Linked DNA regions of Homo sapiens: regions 1, 2, 3 and 4 are each linked to region 5. A link is an interaction called in ENCODE POLR2A ChIA-PET data of the cell type or tissue named here. Cell type or tissue: CD4-positive, alpha-beta T cell. All regions are shown on one strand. Region 1 overlaps CCDC7 (coiled-coil domain containing 7). Region 2 holds the start of ITGB1-DT (ITGB1 divergent transcript). Region 3 overlaps LOC101929431 (a long non-coding RNA gene). Region 4 has its middle 22 kb from the start of IATPR. Region 5 has its middle 32 kb from the start of EPC1-AS1.

Region 1 (4,000 bases), 81 kb before region 5:
CTCCATCTTAAAAAAAAAAATGTACATATGTGCATATATATATATGTATATATATATATATATATACATATATATATATATATATATACACACACACACACACACATATATGTAAGGAATAAAATTTAAATTCCTTTCAGAGGAGCATTATATTTTTTTCATACAGCAGCAAGTACAATAACAAAAAGCATCACCTTCCCAACACTATCTTCTCAATACAACTCTGTTCCTGCTAAACGGTCTAGAAAATCAAGATATAAAATATAATACTACTTAATATTTTTAATGAAAAATGCAAATTACTTGTTTGAGAAATTACAAGAGAAACTGACTAAATATACAAAAACCAATAGAAACTGAACTCCACATACACCTACAACCATTCTGTTTTTCACTTTCAGTACAGTATTCAATAAGTTTCATGAGCTATTCAACACTTCCTTATAAAATAGGTTTTGTGTTAGATGATTTTGCCCAACTGCAGGCTAATGTCCAGTGTTCTCAGCACATTTAAGGTAGGGTAGGCTAAGTTACAATGTTTGGTAGGTCAGGTGTATTAAATGCACTTTCACCATATGAAAAATTCAACTTATGATGGGTTTATCAGTATGTAACTCCCTCATAAGTTGAGGAGCATCCATACACAGTTCAAAATATCAGTATTTACCATTTAAATATCTAATGTTAAAGTGATTACATTTGCTACAAAAACAAAAACCCCACCCTATCAAATTGGGTAAAAGTTTTCAATTACATTATTAAAGTAAAATGTTACTACGTGCATTCAGGGAGTAACATAAGATTGAACAAAAATTAAACTAGATAAATTAAATTTATCTTCCGCAACACTAACTCTAGATCTGTGGTTCAAAAAGTAAGGAGCCACAGCAACAGCATCAGCACCACCTACAAGCATACTTATTAGTACTGAAAATTCTCAGGCCCCACGCTACCCTACTAAATCAGAAATTCTAGAAGTGGGACTAACAATTTGTGTTGTAACTAGACCTGCAGGTGATTGCTTTGCATGCTAAAGTCTGAGAATCACTAAGCTAAATAAGAAAGCATAAATCTACGCAAAAAGTGCTGAGATCCTTCAGAAAATATACCAAAGCAAATTAATGTCTGTGTCAGAAGAAAAATATTTTCAGCTACGTAAGTGTTTAGAAATAATGTCCACTAAAGCACATTATACCTAGGAATAACTAATTCTTTCCACTGTCAAGAAAGATTCCGGGGTTCTCAAAACTTCCCTTCCTGCACTGGAACCTGATGGGAAACTTTAGCGTATATCAATTCAACCACTCATTGTAGCCATAGTTCTACAATAATTTAAACCACTCCTAGTTTAACGAGAACAGTGCCTTTCTCAATTACTGAGGAAACCCACAGCATCAATTACTGATACTGCTAAATCTAGATCATTGTTGATAAAAATGAGTGAAAAATAAAAACTGATCCACTGTGAAATGCCTTTTTATTTTGTAATGATTTGTTTAATCATTTACTTACTGATAAGTAGACATTATCTATATAATCTAGATAATCCTTCATGTGATTAAATACACATATACGTCAGGTATACATGATCCAAATTTTGCCCCTGTTTGAAATTTCTCTTGCCCCTCTCTTTATGAATTATTTATATACAGAGCTTATAAATTTAATATAGGTGAATTTATCAATATTGCCTTTTATGATTTGTATTTGTTTTGTGATTGTTTCTTGCTCCAGGTCATATACTTACATCATCAGTATCATATTTGATCATATATCAAATTAGTTTTTTCCTTTATAAATAACCAGTTGTCCCAAAGCCATTTATTATACTGCTGGCTCTGTCATCAACAAAATTTTCCATATATAAAAGGGTCAATATCTGAGACTTTGTTCAATTTCATCAGTTCATCCAGGCTTGCACCAAAAGCACATAATCATAATTGATATAGCTGCATAATGAATCTTGATATCTGTTAGGGTAGGTCCTTTGGCCTTGTTCATTTTCTTCAGGACTCACTTGGTTATTCTTGGTCTACTGAAATGCTATACATATAAAATTCAAAGTCAATTGTAAATTTGTATCAAGGAAAAAAACTATTAGGGTATTTGAAGAGTGCTAACAGCAAAAAAAAAAAAAAAAAAAAAAAAAAATGTGCAGCAGGGAAGTCCAAAGGCTTATGCTCCAATTTTGTTAGAACTCTGAAAAACAGTTAAAGATTTAAAGCAACCAAGCAATGCCACATCAATAAAATGTGGCTTGAACACCACAAGAGAACTGTGTGGTATTTTAACTCGGTCTTGCCCCACCCCTTCCTTGAGCACAGTAGCAGTCTTAAAAACAGCAACCCTCATTTTGAGTGGTTCTGGAGAGAGCATAGCAGACATATTCCCAAGAAATTGTGTTACTGTTTTGAGCTCTCTAGAGGTTCCCACTTTTGAGCTCTCTAGAGGTTCCCACTTTTGAGCTCTCTAGAGGTTCACACTAAACTGAGTTAGTTTCACCTAACTCAGAACTCTCCTAGGGAAGAAAAGCAACTAAGTGGAGGGCCTCAAAAGTGTCCCTGTTTGCAGACAACATGATTATATACATATCATATACATAGAAGACTCCACCCAAAAACTTCTTAGAATTAATGAATAAATTCAGTAAAGCTGCAAAATATAAAATCAACATATAAAAATCAGTGGCATGTTTATATACTAGCTGAAAAAAAGAAATCAAGAGACCAATCCCATTTATAATAGCTACAAAATAATATATAAGATACCTAGAAATAAATTTAACCAAGGAGGTGAAAGGTCTCTACAATGAAAATTATAAAATACTGATGAAAGAAATTAAAGAAGACACACACAAAAAAACAAAAGACATCCTATGTTTGTGGATTAGAAGAATTAATATTAATACTGGGCTTAAGCCCAGTATCATTTTGACAGGGATTTCACTGAATCTGCAGATAGCTTTGAGTAGTATGGTCATTTTAACAATATTAATTATTAATACCATGACATTCTTTACAGAAATAGAAAACAAATCCTAAAAATTCATGTGGAACCACAAAAGACCCTAAGTAGCCAAAGCAATCCTAAGCAAAAAGAAGAAAGCTGGAGGCAACACACTATCTGACTTCAAAATATACTACAAAGTTAGCCAGGCATCATGGTTCATGCCTGTAATCCCAGCAGCTTGGGAAGCTGAGGCAAGAGGATCCCTCAAGCCCAGGAGTTCGAGGCTGCAGTGAGCTATGATTGTGCCACTGCACTCCAGCCTGGCCAACAAAGTGAGACCTTGTCTCTTTAAAAAAAAAAAAAAAAGCACACACACACACACACACACATGCAAACACACACACAACATACTCTTCAAAGCTATAGTAGCCACAACAGCATGGTACTGGCACAAAAACAGACACACAGACCAATGGAACCCAATAGAGAACCCAAAAAATAAATCCACTTATTTATAGCCAACAAATTTTCAACAAAAGCACCAAGAACATTGGGAAAAAGACAGTCTTTTCAATAAATGGTGCTGGGAAAACTGGATATCCATAGGCAGAAGAATGAAACTAGACCCCAAAATCTCACCATATGCAAAAATCAGCTCAAAAACAGCTTAAAGCCTTTAATGTAAAACCCAAAACTATGAAACTACTGGAAGGAAACATAGAGGAAATGCTTCAGGACATTGGTCTGAGAAAATATTTTATGCATAGGACCTCAAAAGCATAGGCAACACAAGCAAAAACAGACAAGTGGTATTATATCAAACTAAAAAGCTTCTGCACAGCAAAGGAAACAACCAACAGAGTGAAAAGACAATCTTCAGAATGAAAAAAGATATTTGCAAAAAAAAATTCATCTAACAAGTGATTAATATTCAAAATATATAAGGAACTCAGACAACTCAATGGCAAAAAAAAACTGATTTTAAAATAGGTAAATGGCTTGAATATTTCTCAAAAGAAAGATACACAAATGGCTAAAAAGTATATGAAAA
Region 2 (4,000 bases), 600 kb before region 5:
GGTCCTATAAGGACCCAATCTCTGCCTTCAGGAGCTTATAATTTAGTAGTTTTTCTTGAATTAGCTCTCAGTAGGCAGATCACTTAAGGCCAGGAGTTCGAGACCAGTCTGACCAACATGGCAAAACCCTGTCTGTAATAAAAATACAAAAATTACCTGGGCGTGGTGGCGCATGCCTTTAATCCCAGCTACTCGGGAGGCTGAGGCACAAGAATCGCTTGCATCTGGGAGGTGGAGGTTGCAGTGAGCCAAGATCGCACCACTGCATTCCAGCCTGGGTGACTACAGAGTGAGATTCTGTCTCAAAAAAATAAACAAAAAAACCCACAAAACTCTCAGTAGATAAAGATACGTAGACGACCAGGACTGTCTGATTCATACATCTGTTTAATATTTACTGAATATCTATTATGTGCCAGGCCCAGATCTAGAATCCAGGGATGGCCAGGCACGGTGACTCATGCTTGTACCCCCAGAATTTTGGGAGGCCAAGGTGAGAGGATCACTTGAACCTAGGAGTTCGAGGCAGCAGTGTGCTGTGATCATGCCACTGCACTCCAGCCTAGGAGACAGAGCAAGACCCTATCTCAAAAAAATAAAACAGACTAGAATCCAGGGGTGCAATGCTTTTAGGGAACTTAGTAATATTCTTAGGTAGTGAGAAAGAAGCCCAAGTGAATCTTTCAAGTTGTTCTTCCTACCTTTTATTCTCAAGCCCTTTGTCACTTAGAAAGGAAACATCTGGTCTTTTCTGCCCTTATCTGAATCCTTTTGAGAGAATAATTCATGTAGATTTTCTCACCTTTGGCCTTGTCACTGTCGTCATAGATAATGTGGCTATTTCAACAAAGGGCTAGGCTTAGCCAGAGAATGTAATTTTACAAACTTTATTTCCTGATGCAGCCTGCAGCTCACAAACAAGGCAGGAAGTGCTGCTCACAGTGAACTTGGCTGGCTGTGGCTGCAAATAAAATGGGAGCCTTCAAACATTGCTGACCCAGCGGCCAGATCCTATTCCCTGGGGTCCTGGCCCTACCAGGGCATGAGAGGCCGCAGAGCAATGGGCTCCGAATTAGGACTTTGTTCACTTTGGAAGTTGAGGGATAGAATATCCCCCTTACAAATGGGAATTTAAGTGTAAACAGCTCTGTACTTTCCCAGGTGACCCTGCTTTAAAAACAAGCATATAAACATTTCATTTTTAAGGAAATAAAATTATAAGAATCTTTCTACCTTTGTAGGTTTGTCTAAATTAATACAATAAATGAGTTCCTTTCTTGGCTCAAAGGGACTAGGTTGGGAAAAAAATATCATTGTTCATAGAATTTTAGAGTGGGAAGGGCTCTTGGAAATCATCTAGTCTGGTGACAGGGAAACCTGGCTGCCCATGGAAATGACATGGACAGCCTTCAAGAATAGACATAGCTGGGCACGGTGGCACATCTGTAATCCCAGCTACTCTGTAGGCCGATGTGGGAGGATCCCCGGAGTCCAAGAGTTTGAGACCAGCCTGGGCAACACAGCAAGACCCCTGTAAGAAATATTTCCGGGCGCAGTGGCAGGCACCTGTAGTTGCAGCTAATCGGGAGGCTGAGGCAGGAAGATCACTAGAGCCGGGGAGGTAGAGGCTGCAGTGAGCTAGGCTCGCCACTGCACTCCAGCCTGACAAGAGAGCTAGACACTATCTGAAGACAAAACAAAGCAGAACCCCAGGCCCCTCCTGGGCCAGCTGTATCGGATTCCCAGGGCACTGGCATAACACATTTTATCTACTCAAACATCGACTTCTTTCTTTAGTTTATTACCCCCATAGAAAGGTCAGTGAAGCTGGAGGAGAAGCACTGACTGCTGAGAACTGAGAACATCTTCTGGGGAGATGAGAGGTCAGTAAATAGATAACGAAGGCAGAAACGGCAGGCGCGTCCGTGGCAGAGGAGCTCCTGACCAGGACGCCAGCGCAGAGCGCCAGGGTTTATCTGAGCAGCGTCATCGCTTCCTGCGTTTCTGGGAGTCCTGCCCCGGGAGGAGTCCGGGCGCTGCCCCTGCCCCCACAAGCCCATATTCCTCCTCTCCCGCACTGCATTGCAGACCTAGGAGGGCACTGAGAACCCAGAGAGCCCTGCCGAGCCGTGATGCAGCAGCGGATCTGACAAATCCGCCCGGTGCACAGAGCACGTGACTCATTGTGATGTGTCAGTGAGTCGGCGGCTGGACGCGGTTCCGCACAGAGCTCCTAGCCCTATCCCTCCCCGAAGGCGATGACAGAGGTGTAGGCTCCTAGAAGCTGCCAGGCCTTGCAGCAACGCTGCACGCAGGAGACGCACCTAGGGCAGAAGCTCAGCCAGTAGCTTCGGGCTGGCTTTTCTGCTTCATGCAGGTGAATACAGAATGCCTTTGTTTCCTTCCCTCGGTCCCACCTCCAGTGTAGTAAAGCTGATTTTTCTTAGCAGAGAAAGAGCAAACGTTAATTTTCTAAAAAAGATACATTTTTAAAAAGGCAAACTTAAATCCAATTCAAAGAAGAATGCATTGCTCTGACTGAGTTATCCAATAAGATGCATTTATTCAACAGATACATTGACTACCTACTAAGCACTAGACACCGTTTTAGGCATTGTGGAACAAAACAAGCAAATATTCTTGCTTTCTGAAACTTATATTCTTTTTTAATTTTTTTTTTTTTTGAGACGGAGTCTTGCTGTGTCACCCAGGCTGGAGTGCACTGGCACGATCTCGGCTCACTGCAACCTCCACCTCCCGGGTTCAAGCAATTCTCCTACCTCAGCCTCCCTAGTAGCTGCGATTACAGGCGTGTGCTACCACGACCGGGTAATTTTTGTATTTTTAGTAGAAATGGGGTTTCAGCATATTGGCCAAGCTGGTCTCGAACTCCTGGCCCCAAGTGATCCGCCCACCTCTGCCTCCCAAAGTGCTGAGATTATAGGCGTGAGCCACCGCGCCTGGCCTGGAACTTACATTCTTAAAATGCAAATCATAAATCTTGGTAATCTTGATAATTAATGAAACGCACATAAATGATGGTTTCCTTTCCCCGAATTAAGACCTTCCAAATGTTTATTGAAGTCTTCATATTTTAATATTTAAAGGAGCAGCAATTTAATTAAGTGGGAATATTTGAAATAGTGTGGCATCATAGCAAATAGGAAGAATTAAGTTAATTTCACTCTTCCATAATATAAAAGAACCCCTTAAAGCCACACATTAATGTGAAAAGCAAAGTTTAGTAAAATCTATGATTGAGGATCAAAATCCACAAACTATCAAATGCCACTTTTTTTTTACTCTGGAGTTAATCTAAAAACTACTGATTTATTATTTTAATATTACCAGTAGCTACCATTTATGGAGTACTATCTATGTGCCAAGCACTGTGCAAATATGCATTTTTAAAAATTAAATTCTTGCCATAAACCTTTGAGGCTGGTCTTGTTCTGCCCATTTTACAGTGATAACTGAAACACAGAGAGGTTAAGTAACAGGTCCAAGATCACACAGCTCTAGAATGAAATTCAAACCCAGCATCTGGTATTAATGAATAAATTCTAGTGCCTTGCCAAACCTTCTTGTGACTCTATCATGGATTACAGATGGGAAAATTATAACCTAGTGGTTAAGGGCTTGGTGTCCAGCACACTCGATTTGCATCCTGGCTCCGATGCTACAAAGCCAAATCATCACTGCCTCACTCGGTTATCCTGGGGATTATAGGATAATTCATTTGAAGCACATGGACAATTTTTGGGTCTTAGCTCCCAATTAATGTTAACCATGATAATGACAGTCAAAAAGATGTTGAAACTCAAAACCACAATGAGATATCATCTCACACCAGTTAGAATGGTGATCATTAAAAAGTCAGGAAACAACAGATGCTGGAGAGGATGTGGAGAAATAGGAACGCTTTTATATTGTTGGTGGGAGTGTAAACTAGTTCAACCATTGTGGAAGACAGTGTGGTGATTCCTCAAGGATCTAGAAC
Region 3 (4,000 bases), 58 kb before region 5:
CTACTAAAAATACGAAAAAATTAGCCAGGCGTGGTGGCACACGCCTTTAGTCCCAGCTACTTGGGAGGCTGATGCAGGAGAATGGCGTGAACCTGGGAGGCGGAGCTTGCAGTGAGCCAAGACAGCACCACTGCACTCCAGCCTGGGCAACAGAGCAAGACTCTGTCTCAAAAAAAAAAAAAAAGTGCCCATTATGAACTTGGTTCTGTCAGATCTATCAAGTTATAAAGATGAGTGAACGAAGCATCAGTTCATCATAAGATGTAAAAAGTGCATCTGGGATTAAACCTGAACAGGAGTAGAAGGTAGGCATAATCTACATGAGGAGGTAGCCTGTACCTCCATGTCACCCACCACAGTTGCGCCAGGGCCCCTCCCCTCAGCTCACATCTATGGCTTTATGGGAGTCCTGTACTACTAGTTGAAGAAAGGGGAAAATTAAGAGGTTAGTTTCCAGATAGGCTGTCTAGGTATAACAGCGCAAGGCAAAAATAGATGGTGGCTGCATTATAGACACAATGGGGGACAGTCTTGAACAAGTGTTGAGGGAAATTGTTCCTGAGAAGCTGTGAGCAATGTCTCTGCTCACTCACTTTGTGTGAAAGAAGTGGCTCAAGGTGAGACATATATGGACTATATATGGACTCATGGGTGGTGGCAAGTGGCTTGTCCTGCTAATCAAGGGCTTAGAAGGAAATGGACTGAAAGGTCAGAGACAAGGAGATCTTAGGTAGAGGCATGTGGTGCCTATGGCTAAACATATGAAATTTTTCATATCATATGTAATTTCCTATCAGATGGCATCCACCACAGAAGAAGCACAGAACAACTTTATGGACAAAATAATTCAGCCTGCTAATGTTAGCCAACCTTTGTCTTCAGCCACCCCAGACCACATAGCCACATGAAAGAAGTGGTCATAGTAACAGAGATAGAGGCTACACCTGAGACCAAAAGCATGGACTCCCTCTCACCAAGGTCAGTCTAGCTACTGTTGCCTCTGAATGTCCTCCATGGCAGCAGCAGAAACCAGTATTCTTGTATGACACTATTCCTTCAAGAGACCACTTGTCCATTTGATGGCAGGTTGATTATGTTGAGTCCCTTCCATCCTGGAAGAGCCAGTGAAATACACGGATCTGGAAACCAAAGGATGAAAGCAGGAAATATTTAGCTAGCATCACTCCCAATAACCACTAAGGAGATTTGTACATCTCTTCCTGCAATCCTGGACCTCAAAAACTTAGACATTTTGGTTCCCAAAAGAGGCATAACAAGCCTCCTACTGAACTACAAGCTACAGCTGCCACATGGGCACTCTGAACTTTTCGTTTCCAGGAACCACAAGGCTGTGAGAAGGAGTCACAGTCTTGGTAGTCTAGATGACACTGACGAGCAGGATGAGGTAGAGATAATGTTAGACAATGGTGGTGGAGAGGAATATGTGTGAAATTCAGGTGATCCACTTGAGTGCCTCTTGGTACTTCCTTGCCCAATGTGACTGTGAATAAGCAAGTACAGCAAACCTGGCCTGAAGTCGACAAAAGCTATAGAGGAGCTGCACTCCAAATGTGTAAGGACAAATACATGTAAAGCAAAGAGGGGACTGTAGCAGACACGAAAACATGCCACTTACAACTCTCTTCAAGAAGGAACCTGCAGCAAAGAATGTAGACTAGTGAAAACCAGCTATGGATGTCTTCAGGATTTGTCTTATTAATAACTTTTGAGCTGAGGCCACTTGCCTCCTGGGCATCCTCCAGCTGATGACTGAGCATGCAATGATGTAAAGATTTGCTGTTTCTGGCCAGTGTGAGACTCCTCTGTGAACAATATTTGTTTTTGAGATCACTGGGCTTTCTAATACATTCCCAGAGCTACCCCCACAGTTTGATGCTCTTTTATATAGTCCTCTTTCTTTTCCCCACTCTTTTCACAGGTATCAGACTGGTATCACAGCCTGAAAGCTTTCTCTGCCACTCCTACTCTCTTTCCTTTAACTTTCACAATTATAAATCTCCTTCACTTATAACTCCATTTGGCATATGCATCCTGGAGGACCCAAATCAACACAGACCTAGCCATAAAAACAAAAAAACATAAAGCTATGAAAGCAAAAAGTGTAAAGAAAACATAGGTGAATATATTAATGACCTCGGCATAGGCAACTTTTTTTTGACAAGACAAAAATTACTAACCATCTGAAAATTGATAAACTGGACAGCTTTCAAATTTTTAAAAATGTGCATCAACAGATGAATAAGTAAACTATGGTATATTATTACAATGGAATACTGTGCAATAAAAAAAGGAATGAATTTTTGATATGCAGAACAATTTGGATGAAACTCAAAGGCATTACACTGAGTGAAAGGACCCAGTCTCAAAAGGTTACATACTATATGATTGCATTGACATGACGTTCTCAAAAATACAAAACTGTGGTAATGAAGAACTAATCAGTATCTTCCAGGGATTGGAGGTGGGAGAGAGTGTGACTATAAAAGGATAGAACGAGGAAGTTTGGGGGGGTTATGGCACTGTTCTGTATCCAGATTCATGTTGGTTATATTTCATGCATGTGTTAAAATTCATATAACTGTACAGCAAAAAGTCCATTTTACTGCACGTTAATTTTTTAATTAAAAATACAAAAAATCTCCACATGATCATACTCTGCTTAAAATTATTCAGTGGGTGAATGCTTGGGACTCATTTGCTCAGGTGTATAGTAGGTATATATTTGACTTTTTGTAAAAAGCTGCCAGGCCATTTTCTAGGGTGTTTGTTTTATACAGGCATAGCTCATTTATTGCACTTGCTTTATTGCACTTTGAAGATACTGCACTTTTTTACAAGTGGAGGGTTTGTGGCAAGCTTGCATCAAGCAAGTTAATCAGCACCATTTTCCCAACAGCATGTGCACACTTCATGTCTCTGTGTCACATTTTGGCAACTCTTACAATATTTCAGTCTTGTTCATTATTATTATATCTGTTATGGTGACCTGTGATCATTGGTCTTTGATGTTACTATTGTAATTGTTTTGGGGCACTGCAAACCACACCCATGTAAGACAGTGAAGTTAATTGATCGATGTTCTGTGTTCTGACTGCTTCACTAACTGGCCATTACTCCATTTCTCTTCTATCCTTCAGGTCTTCCTATTCCCTGAGACACAACAATATTGAAATAGGGCCAATTAATAACCCTACAATGGTCTGTAATTGTGCAAGTGGAAGAAAGAATCGTGTGCCTCTCGCTTTAAATCAAAAGCTAGAAATGATTAAGCTGACTGAGGAAGGCATGTTTGAAGCTGAAACAGACTGAAAGCAAGTCCTCTTGCACCAAAAGGCCAAGTTGTTAAAGCAAAGGAAAAATTATTGAAGTAAATTAAGTGCTACTCTAGTAAACACAATTGATAAGAAAGCAAAACAGCCTTATTGCTGGTACAGAGAAAGTTTGAGTCGTTTGGGTAGAAGATCAAACCAGCCACAACATTCCCTTAAGCAAAAGCCTAATCCAGAGGGCCCTAACTCTCTTCAATTCTATGAAGACTAAGAGAGGTGAGAAAGCTGCAGAAGAAAAGTTGGAAGCTAGTAGAGTTTGGTTCATGAGGTTTAAGGAAAAAAGCCATCGCTATAACGTAACAGGTCAAGAAGGAAGTGTTGATGTAGAAGCTACAGCAAGTTATCTGAAAGATCTAGGTAAGAACTGATGAAGGCAATTACATAAAACAGAGGCTTTTCTTTTCTTTTTCTTTTTTACTTTCTTTTTTTCTTTTGAGACAGGGTCTTGCTCTGTCACCCAGGTTGGAGTACAGTGGTGTGATTATAGTACAATTGCAGCCTTGAACTCCCAGACTCAAGTGACCCCACTGCCTCATCCTCACAAGTAGGTGGGACTACAGGTACATGCCACCATGACTGGTGAATTTTTCTTTTTTTTATTTTTAATAGAGACAAGATCTCACTATGTTGCCCAGGCTGGTCTCAAACTC
Region 4 (4,000 bases), 760 kb before region 5:
CATTTCTGGAATAGGTGCTGAGAGCCAGGAGGTGAGACCTCCCATAGGCACAGTCCCTGTCTTCAAGGAATTCCCAGTCCAATCAGGGACACGAGCTTGTAAACCTGGCATCTCCTATACCTGGCCCTCAGCCCAGATCTGAGTGAGAACCTCTGGGGCTGGACCTCAGGGCACACTTATTTAGACACTGCAGATGGTCCTGATGTGGGCTCCAGGCTGGGGACTCCTGTAGACACACAGAATGGGATAAGAGAACCAGAAGAAGCAGCTCACCGTACAGAGGGAAGAAGAGAAGAGTGGCGAGAACCCAGGGAGGGAAGTAATGAATGTATGCCTTCATTCCACACTTTTGTTTTGTTTTGTTTGAGACAGAGTCCAGGCCAGGCTAGAGTGCAGTGGTGCAATCTCGGCTCACTGCAATCTCCGCCTCCCTGGTTCAAGGGATTCTCCTGCCTTAGCCTCCCAAATAGCTGGGATTATAGGCACGCACCACCACACCTGGCTAATTTTTGTATTTTTAGTAGAGACGAGGTTTCACCATATTGGCCAGGCTGGTCTCAAACACCCAACCACAGGTGATCCACCCACCTCAGTCTCCCAAAGTGCTGGGATTACAAGCGTGAGCCACCGTTCCCACAGATGCTTATTGAGAGCCTGGAATGCCTCCTGGGTGCTGGGACTATGGCAGTGAGCAAAACAGATTTTAAAATCCCCATTCCTGTGGAGATGATGGGTCTTGATCTCTCCGTATATCTTCACGATTGGTGGAGAAGTAAAGGAAGAGAAGTGCTATGATTCGAATGTCTGTCCTGTCTGAACCCCATGTTGAAATTTGATCCCCAATGTGGCAGAGTTGAGAGGAGGGGCCTTTAAGAGGTAACTGGGTCATGAGGACTCTGCCCTCATCAGTGGATTAATCCATTCATGGATTAATAGGTTGACAGATTAGTAAATTATCATTGGAATGGAGCTGCTGGCTTTACAAGAAGAGGAAAAGGCCGGGGGCAGTGGCTCACACCTGTAATCCCAGCACTTTGGGAGGCTGAGGTGGGCAGATCATGAGGTCAGGAGATCGAGATCTTCCTGGCCAACATGGTGAAACCCCTTCTCTACTAAAATGGAAAAAAAAATTAGCCAGGCATGGTGGCGGGCGCCTATAGTCCCAGCTACTTGGGAGGCTGAGGCAGGGGAATCTCTTGAACCCAGGAGGCGGAGGTTGCAGTGAGCCGAGATTGCACCACTGCACTCCAGCCTGGCGATAGAGCGAGACTCCATCTAAAAAAACAAAAAAAAAGGAAAAGAGACCTGAGTCAGGACACTCAGACTCTCACCATGTGACACCCTGTGCCACCTCAGTCCCCACCAGCTATGACCCATCAATCTTGGACTTCTCAGACTCCCTAAGTGTAAAAAATACTTTTCCTTTCTTTACATATTACCCAGTTTCAGGTATTCTGTTACAAGCAACAGAAAATGGACTAAGACAGGAAAGGGTAACTAAAGGCAAGGAACAGCAGTGGAGTAAAATGAGAGAGGCAGAAGAGGTGGATGGAGAACGGCTTCACCGAGCACGGATGGAGGGGAGATGATGCATGAGGGGGGCATGACGAAGCTGGAGACGGGGGCTTGTGCTGAAGGTGCTGGAGAGAATATTGCCAAGAAGAGGAGGAAGAGCTGAAGGGACAGGGAGTTTAAGATGTGGGCTCCAAAACACGGTGTAGATGATGACAAGTTCCAGGTTGTGACCCTGGGATGCTGCGTTGGAGTGGAGGTCAAGCTCTGGGGGGGGCGGCAGCAGCTTTCAGACTGCGAAAGTCCATGACTTGCCCATCCACTGAAAAGGAAGTAACCGCCCCCTGCACAGCCTTGTTTTTGTGCCTTCTACCTACGTTACCAGCTGTGAAATAAAACTAACCGTTGTTACCACTTCAAGCACTTGGGGTTTGTTTTGTTTCTTTTTGAACTGAAGTAACCATGGGTACCTGGTAACCTTGGATAGATAAGTGTGTATCTGAGTTTCCCTCTGAAAACCAAGCTGTTGATGGATTTCCTTGACAGTGTATTCTTTCCTGTAACTAATATTAAATCTAAAAAAAAATGAAATTGCTGGAAAAGTACCCATTTATGTTATGCTTTATTCCTCTAGTTAACTGATAGGGTGATTTTTTTTTTTTGAAACAGAGTTTCGCTCTTGTTGCCCAGGCTGGAGTACAATGGCGCCATCTCAGCTCATCGCAACCTCTGCCTCACGGGTTCAAGCAATTCTCCTGACTCAGTGTCCTGAATAGCTGGGATTACAGGCATGCGCCACCATGCCCAGCTAATTTTGTATTTTTACTAGAGACTGGGTTTCTCCAGGTTGGTCAGGCTGGTCTCGAACTCCCAACCTCAGATGATTTGCCCATCTCGGCCTCCCAAAGTGCCGGGATTACAGGTGTGAGCCACCACGCCTGGCGGTGATTTTTTTTAATACAGGAATTTCAGGCTTGGTCTGGGGAAAATGTATAAACAAAAATTCCCTGAAATATGCAAGTTTACTATTATGATTTGCCCTGAAAATAATATGCTGATCAACTCTATGCTTTTTTTCATGTATATTTGTTAAATTCTGGTTCTTAATTACAGCTTTGCATCACAAACAATGGTTACGTAAGTGTTTTGTTGTGTTTTGCTTTGCTTTGCCTTATTTTACAAATTTGATTGTGGTTTCTGAAAAGCCTTGAATTATTTCAAGGAGTTATTTATTCGTGTAGATGAATATCTCTATCCAATAGACCTGGAAGCTGATACTAAAACGGCTGACCAAAAGATAGATGCATTTGTGACCCTTGTCTCCCCAGAAACTACTGGAAGGACCAAATTTATGATCACAACAACCTTTGGTGCTGGCCTTTGTGCAATTTCCTTGCTAGGGCTCTGTGGCCTCTCTCATAGCAACCTAGCTAAGGGGAGGGTCCCTATGTGTGTGGGCACCAGCACATAGCGGAATTGAGAGACTTGTGTTTGCATCTTGGGGCTGCCACTTTGTAAGTAGAAAGGCTTTGGTTTCCTCAATTTCACAATGAGATTAGAATATCCTTTTCCTCCCTCACTTCTCCAATAATCTGGATGCTATGCAAAGAGATCAAGTCCCATCACCTCCATCATAACAGGGACTTTTTATTTAAATTTGTGTTGTTCTCTACCATAGTCGCAGCACCCAGGAGAGTGATGGACACGGGAAAGGCTCTCCTAAACAGCTGCTGAATGAATGCATGCATTCATTACTTCACTCTTCTCTCCTTCCCTCTGCATGAGTGAGCGGCTCCTCCTCTTCTCCCACCCATACTGTGGACTTCCAGGACCTCCAATCCTGAGTGAGCATCAGGATGACTCAGGGTTGGGCTGAGGGCCGGGTCGGGGAGGAGCCAGGTTTACAAGCTCATGTCCCTGATTAGACTGGGAATTCCTTGAGGGCAGGGACTGAGTCTCTGGGAGTTCTCACCTCCTGGCTCCCAGCACCTGTTCCGTAAATGCAAAGTGTCGCCCAGAGAAAGTATGCACTCGGCATCTATGGGTCTACTCCTCAGACTGTCTGACTCTGAGACTTGTTAGATCTTGCAGTCCACAGAAGCACTTTACCCAGGTTCCTTCAAAACATCTCCTATCAAGGAGTTTCATCCGGGCTTCTGAGGACCTGGCTTGAGGGAAGGAAGGGGGAATTCCTGACTTCAACATTCCTCACTGCTCTGGACATAAGGGTTCACTTCTGGGGGCACAGGCACGCCCAGCCTCCCCTCTGCTGATGCAGAAAGTGGAGCCGTATTTCACGTTTTGTTCAGGCCCCTCACCCCCAGGGGCCCACAGCCTGGCAATCGATCCCAAAGCCTCTTGCACCGCTCCTCCTAGATGGCCCTAGGACCTCAAGTTTTGAGGGAACAAACATTCTGGTCCAGTACCCTAGAGAACCCGAGTCAATATGGTAGCATGTACGTGAGCCCAACTAATCCTGGGAAACAAA
Region 5 (4,000 bases):
CTTTATTGTACAAATTCAATATAGAATACATACAACACACAAAATGTGTGTTAATTGACTGTTTATGTTATTGGTAAGGTCAATAGTAGGTTATTAGTAGTTCAGTTTTGGGAGAGTTAAAAGTTACACAGAATATTTGACAGCATGGGGGATTGGCACCCCTAACCCCCACATACTTCAAGGATCAACTGTATTTGTTCACCTGCTATTTATCTGTCTCTCCACTAGATTATGAACTCCATGAAGGAGGAAATAAACTATCTACTTGTTCACTAATATATATATAGCACCAAGCATCATACCTGGCACATTCTAAGTTCTTAAGAACTGTTTGAATAAACAGCAAAAGAATTATTTATCTTATGTATTTCTGTGATAATCTCCACCAAAACATTTCATTCTACATATTATCTTTCCCAAAACAAAAACCAAAAATCCCTCAAATTGTGTATATCATGAATATGGTCTCAAAAACTCCAAAGAAAATTATCCCATAGGAAAGCATGTAATCAGAAGTATGTGTATCTTACGAAGTGCACAGAACATCCTAATCTACAGATAATAAAGTATATGAAGGTATATACACATATGGATGTGCATATCTAGGTATTTTCTTTACCATGGCTGTTCATTAAATATATCTGACCCCAAGTCCACTCAGATTGTCTACTTCACTTGGCAGTAGAACAAACGCAGGAGACGCGGCCCAGAGAGGGGTCTAGCTCAAATGCTATCTAAATTGGCCCAGGCCCCATGGCGGTAGGCAACCTGTCTAGTGAAAGTTCAAGGAGGTCTCACTAAAAACACAGTGAGTTCTACCTCCTGGCTTATCATGGACAGGCTCTGTTTATTCCAGCTGTCCTATAATTAGCCCTTTTCACTCTCAAAGTATCCTGTGTTAGATGATAAATTCATAGTCACCCTAGCTATATCTTTCTAAGAATGTTACCTATTAAGTGCCAGGCAGGGATACCAGACCAACGTGTGTGTGTGTGTGTGCGTGTGTGCGTGTGTGTGTGTATATGTATGTGTATGTGTGTGTATATGTGCATGTGTGTGTATGTGTGTGGTGTGTGTGGGGAGGGGAAGAGGTTGTGAAGAATGTAGATAATTCCCCACCCCTTTCTTAATCCAGTTCCTTTAAACCCTGTTCTCTTCTTGGCTTGTTAGAAAATTTAGTGGGCAAAGAATTTTTACTGAATATGTTGACACATGTATGCAGTATTTGACACATTACGATCTTTGTCGACTTTTCTGACTTTACATTAGCAAACATAGTCTTGCGTCTGTTTAACGTTCATTTTTTTAAAGTCTTAGATTTTGTCTTTATTTAAAAGCCCAGTTGCAACCACCAAATACCTGACTCAGCTCACAACTAGAGACCGAGCATCAAATTTCCCAGCCCACTTAATTTGAAAGCCTGCCAAGATAGGTGAAAGACCTTATAAATATGTAAAGCAGGAAGTTCGAATTACAGTCAAGTAAATCTCTAGTGATTGATGTTCTTTTCAAAACAATTTTAAAAAACTAATAATGACCAGCACATTTCTAAGACCCTCTTACCAAAGGTTTCCCCCGAATTCAGACTCAATGGTGTACTTTCAGTACTGTATTTATTTTGGATTTTTATCACTTCCTGGAGGCCAGGAGGAGGCACAGTGGGAGGATCCTAAAAAACTCAGTACCACAGCCATTTTGTTTGTAAGGCAGAGTGGTAGAATTCTGTCAGCCAGTAAAGGTTTTTGAAACAGTTTTTAAGGGGGGCGGGGGAGGGGGAGGGAATATGCCTATTGTTTTCATTTAACCGCTAAATTCATTATTTTATTTTACTTTTTGCACACATCGTAGTTACTGTGAGTAAGAAATTATATTTTTTTTCCCAAGGAATTAAAGATCTCGGAGCTAAAGGAGTCATGAATTTTGTTCCAGGATGACTGGCTTCTCTAGGTACCTTCATGAGATCAAATCGAAAAAATATTTTGATGGACATCGTTTTTACATGGCCAGGTTTGCATGCAGAGGATCTATCGAGTGGTTGAAAAGGATCAACAATCTGCTCAAGAAAAACATGATAATGCTGTTTTAAAAAAAAAAAAACAAAAACAAAAAACAAACAAAAAAACCCCACATCCAAGAAGCCAGAGTGTTCCTTCAGATGTTAAAAGGGGCATTCCCCCGAGCTCACAGGCAGCCGTGGGTGCTATTGTCTTGCAGTGTCACTTCATAGCGAGCTTAGACTTTTGTCATTTTGGTGGCTGTGCTTTTAAAAGCCCAGTGTAAAATGGCACACACACTGCATTTTTTTCCGAGCTGCAGGAGGCGGGGGCAGCGGGGGATAGTGCAGACTGTAGGGACACTGCCCTCCCAGCCAATCAGCGCTCGCCTGCTTGCCATCGCAAAGTTGTTAACCCCAGAGTCTTCTGGCTGTGCTGCCTCCTCTGCTTTTAATCTTCTGTGGATATTTCTCCGATTTCCCCCAAAAGCCCACAGATCCTGGGGGAAGCCACCCCATTCGGCCACCGATCATGGAAGAAAGTATTACTTTTTATTTACCAAACATTTTAAAGATGTTGGAAGATCCATATGCTGCCTGGAGGCTGTTGTTTCTAGGGACACAAGTATCCAGCCTATATTGTTACAATTTTTTTTCAAGAACTGCCGTCTTCTTTGCCTGCACTAATGGTAAGTTTGTAATTTTCACCATTTATGTCAGTCTTTGAAAGAGCCACCGGCTAAAAAGGATTTTCATTGTGTTTCTTCTAACAAAACCAATCTTTGTATTTTTCTTTAGCTTTGATCTCTGCACGTTCTACCTAATCTTGCCTGGTTAATTTTTACCAAAAGAAAAAAAAATAGTTTTTTTTTTCATTGTTAAAGCTAAATGTTTATAATATAAATTATACTTTAATTACTGTGAACTACAGAGGAACTCAGATATTTCAAGATGGACTTGTTTTGTGCCAGTAATGTTGGCAATGCCAAATATGTGCATATCCTCTTTATAAAAATTATGTCTTACCTAATTTGTCCAGGACTCAATTATCAGCAGGCAAACTATGGATATAGTTTTTTTTTAAATGGACCTATTGTGGTTCTCTTGATAGATTACTTGGATACAAACTACAGAAAAGCTGCCCTTGGTATAATGAAGGTGGAGGTTGACATAACCGGGTTTATATTAAGTTATGGCTGTTACTAAATAGTGGATCTTTTATTTGCTGATCAGATCTCAACTTGTAGTCTATGATATTATTTCTTTGAAGCTCTTCATTAGATAATCTTTGCAGGTCTATCTTGTTTTTCTCCTATACGGTACATTTGGGAGACATTTTGTAATTTTTGGCATTTTTCTAATTTTTTTTCTTTTTGCACACGGTGGGAGATCTTTTTTGTTTTGCATTGATCTGTGTTGGTGGCGCTGTAGTGCTCCTCAACAATTTATGTCAGTTTCACTAAAAGAAAAAAGGAAGAAAAAAAAAGAGGTGGGGCAAGATTTGATCTATTCTCTTCTCCCTTTATTTTCTTAAAGAAAGTTCATTTTAGTCAGTGGAAGTATTCAGTTGTGTTATTTAAATGTTTTCTGTGAACTGTGAACTATGGTGAGAGCAGACATGTCGTCACAACCAGCCGAGGGAACATCAGGGACAGGCATGCAGTTTGCAGTTGTTTTATCTGATCTGATTTATCATCTCTATATCAGAATTATTCAGTAATAAGCTGTCGATTTATCCTTTTAGTAACATTTTGCATTTTCCTTATATTACAAAATTATATGTGTTAGTGTATTTTCAATTTAACCAAATGTCTGAGTTTTAGTTCCTTCAACATTGTAAAAGTTGAATTTCATTTTGAACCTAGGGATTTCTTAAATAACTATTCTAAGTTTCTCCTGAGGTTTTTCTAATAAGTAGTCATATAATAATTCCCACATTATTGTTTGTTTCATTTTGAAATGATACTTCAACTGAATTACAGATAGTCTTGTTTTAAAAATAACAAA

The links. ChIA-PET counts read pairs that join two places held together with the same protein. Peaks named below come from ENCODE experiments on the same cell type or tissue, not always from the same donor. Only the 100,000 strongest peaks of a DNase experiment are listed, where the experiment ranks them.
Region 1: POLR2A ChIA-PET joins it to region 5 with 30 read pairs; 23 of 35 experiments call an interaction of 5 or more read pairs at or near these places.
Region 2: POLR2A ChIA-PET joins it to region 5 with 10 read pairs; 6 of 35 experiments call an interaction of 5 or more read pairs at or near these places.
Region 3: POLR2A ChIA-PET joins it to region 5 with 17 read pairs; 23 of 35 experiments call an interaction of 5 or more read pairs at or near these places.
Region 4: POLR2A ChIA-PET joins it to region 5 with 12 read pairs; 4 of 35 experiments call an interaction of 5 or more read pairs at or near these places.

The regions. Positions count from the first base shown.
Region 1 is chr10:32,457,798-32,461,797 of GRCh38, reverse strand. All of the region lies in intron 4 of CCDC7 (coiled-coil domain containing 7), which reads right to left. Among named protein-coding and RNA genes, the nearest start is that of CCDC7, 14 kb to the right of the region's middle. In CD4-positive, alpha-beta T cell, no CTCF peak of the experiment used is centred here; a DNase peak (open chromatin) is centred at 2,277; H3K4me3 peaks cover 602 bases; H3K27ac peaks cover 895 bases.
Region 2 is chr10:32,978,842-32,982,841 of GRCh38, reverse strand. ITGB1-DT (ITGB1 divergent transcript) reads right to left here and starts at 291. Exons shown (of 3, transcript NR_184020.1): 1 at 157-291. RefSeq lists enhancers at 1,465-2,027, 2,080-2,169, 2,220-2,269, 2,028-2,590. In CD4-positive, alpha-beta T cell, no CTCF peak of the experiment used is centred here; DNase peaks (open chromatin) are centred at 891, 1,651 and 2,191; H3K4me3 peaks cover 1,252 bases; H3K27ac peaks cover 2,592 bases.
Region 3 is chr10:32,435,247-32,439,246 of GRCh38, reverse strand. It overlaps LOC101929431 (a long non-coding RNA gene), which reads left to right. Exons shown (of 3, transcript NR_120660.1): 3 at 3,159-4,000. Among named protein-coding and RNA genes, the nearest start is that of CCDC7, 8.9 kb to the left of the region's middle. In CD4-positive, alpha-beta T cell, no CTCF peak of the experiment used is centred here; no DNase peak of the experiment used is centred here.
Region 4 is chr10:33,137,195-33,141,194 of GRCh38, reverse strand. No RefSeq gene overlaps it. Among named protein-coding and RNA genes, the nearest start is that of IATPR, 22 kb to the right of the region's middle. In CD4-positive, alpha-beta T cell, no CTCF peak of the experiment used is centred here; DNase peaks (open chromatin) are centred at 1,924 and 2,927; H3K4me3 peaks cover 555 bases; H3K27ac peaks cover 2,786 bases.
Region 5 is chr10:32,377,173-32,381,172 of GRCh38, reverse strand. It overlaps a transcript of EPC1 not described here. Among named protein-coding and RNA genes, the nearest start is that of EPC1-AS1, 32 kb to the right of the region's middle. RefSeq lists a silencer at 1,332-1,433 and enhancers at 1,808-2,308, 2,309-2,809. In CD4-positive, alpha-beta T cell, a CTCF peak has its summit at 3,397; DNase peaks (open chromatin) are centred at 1,402, 1,682, 2,302 and 3,422; H3K4me3 peaks cover 2,759 bases; H3K27ac peaks cover 2,438 bases.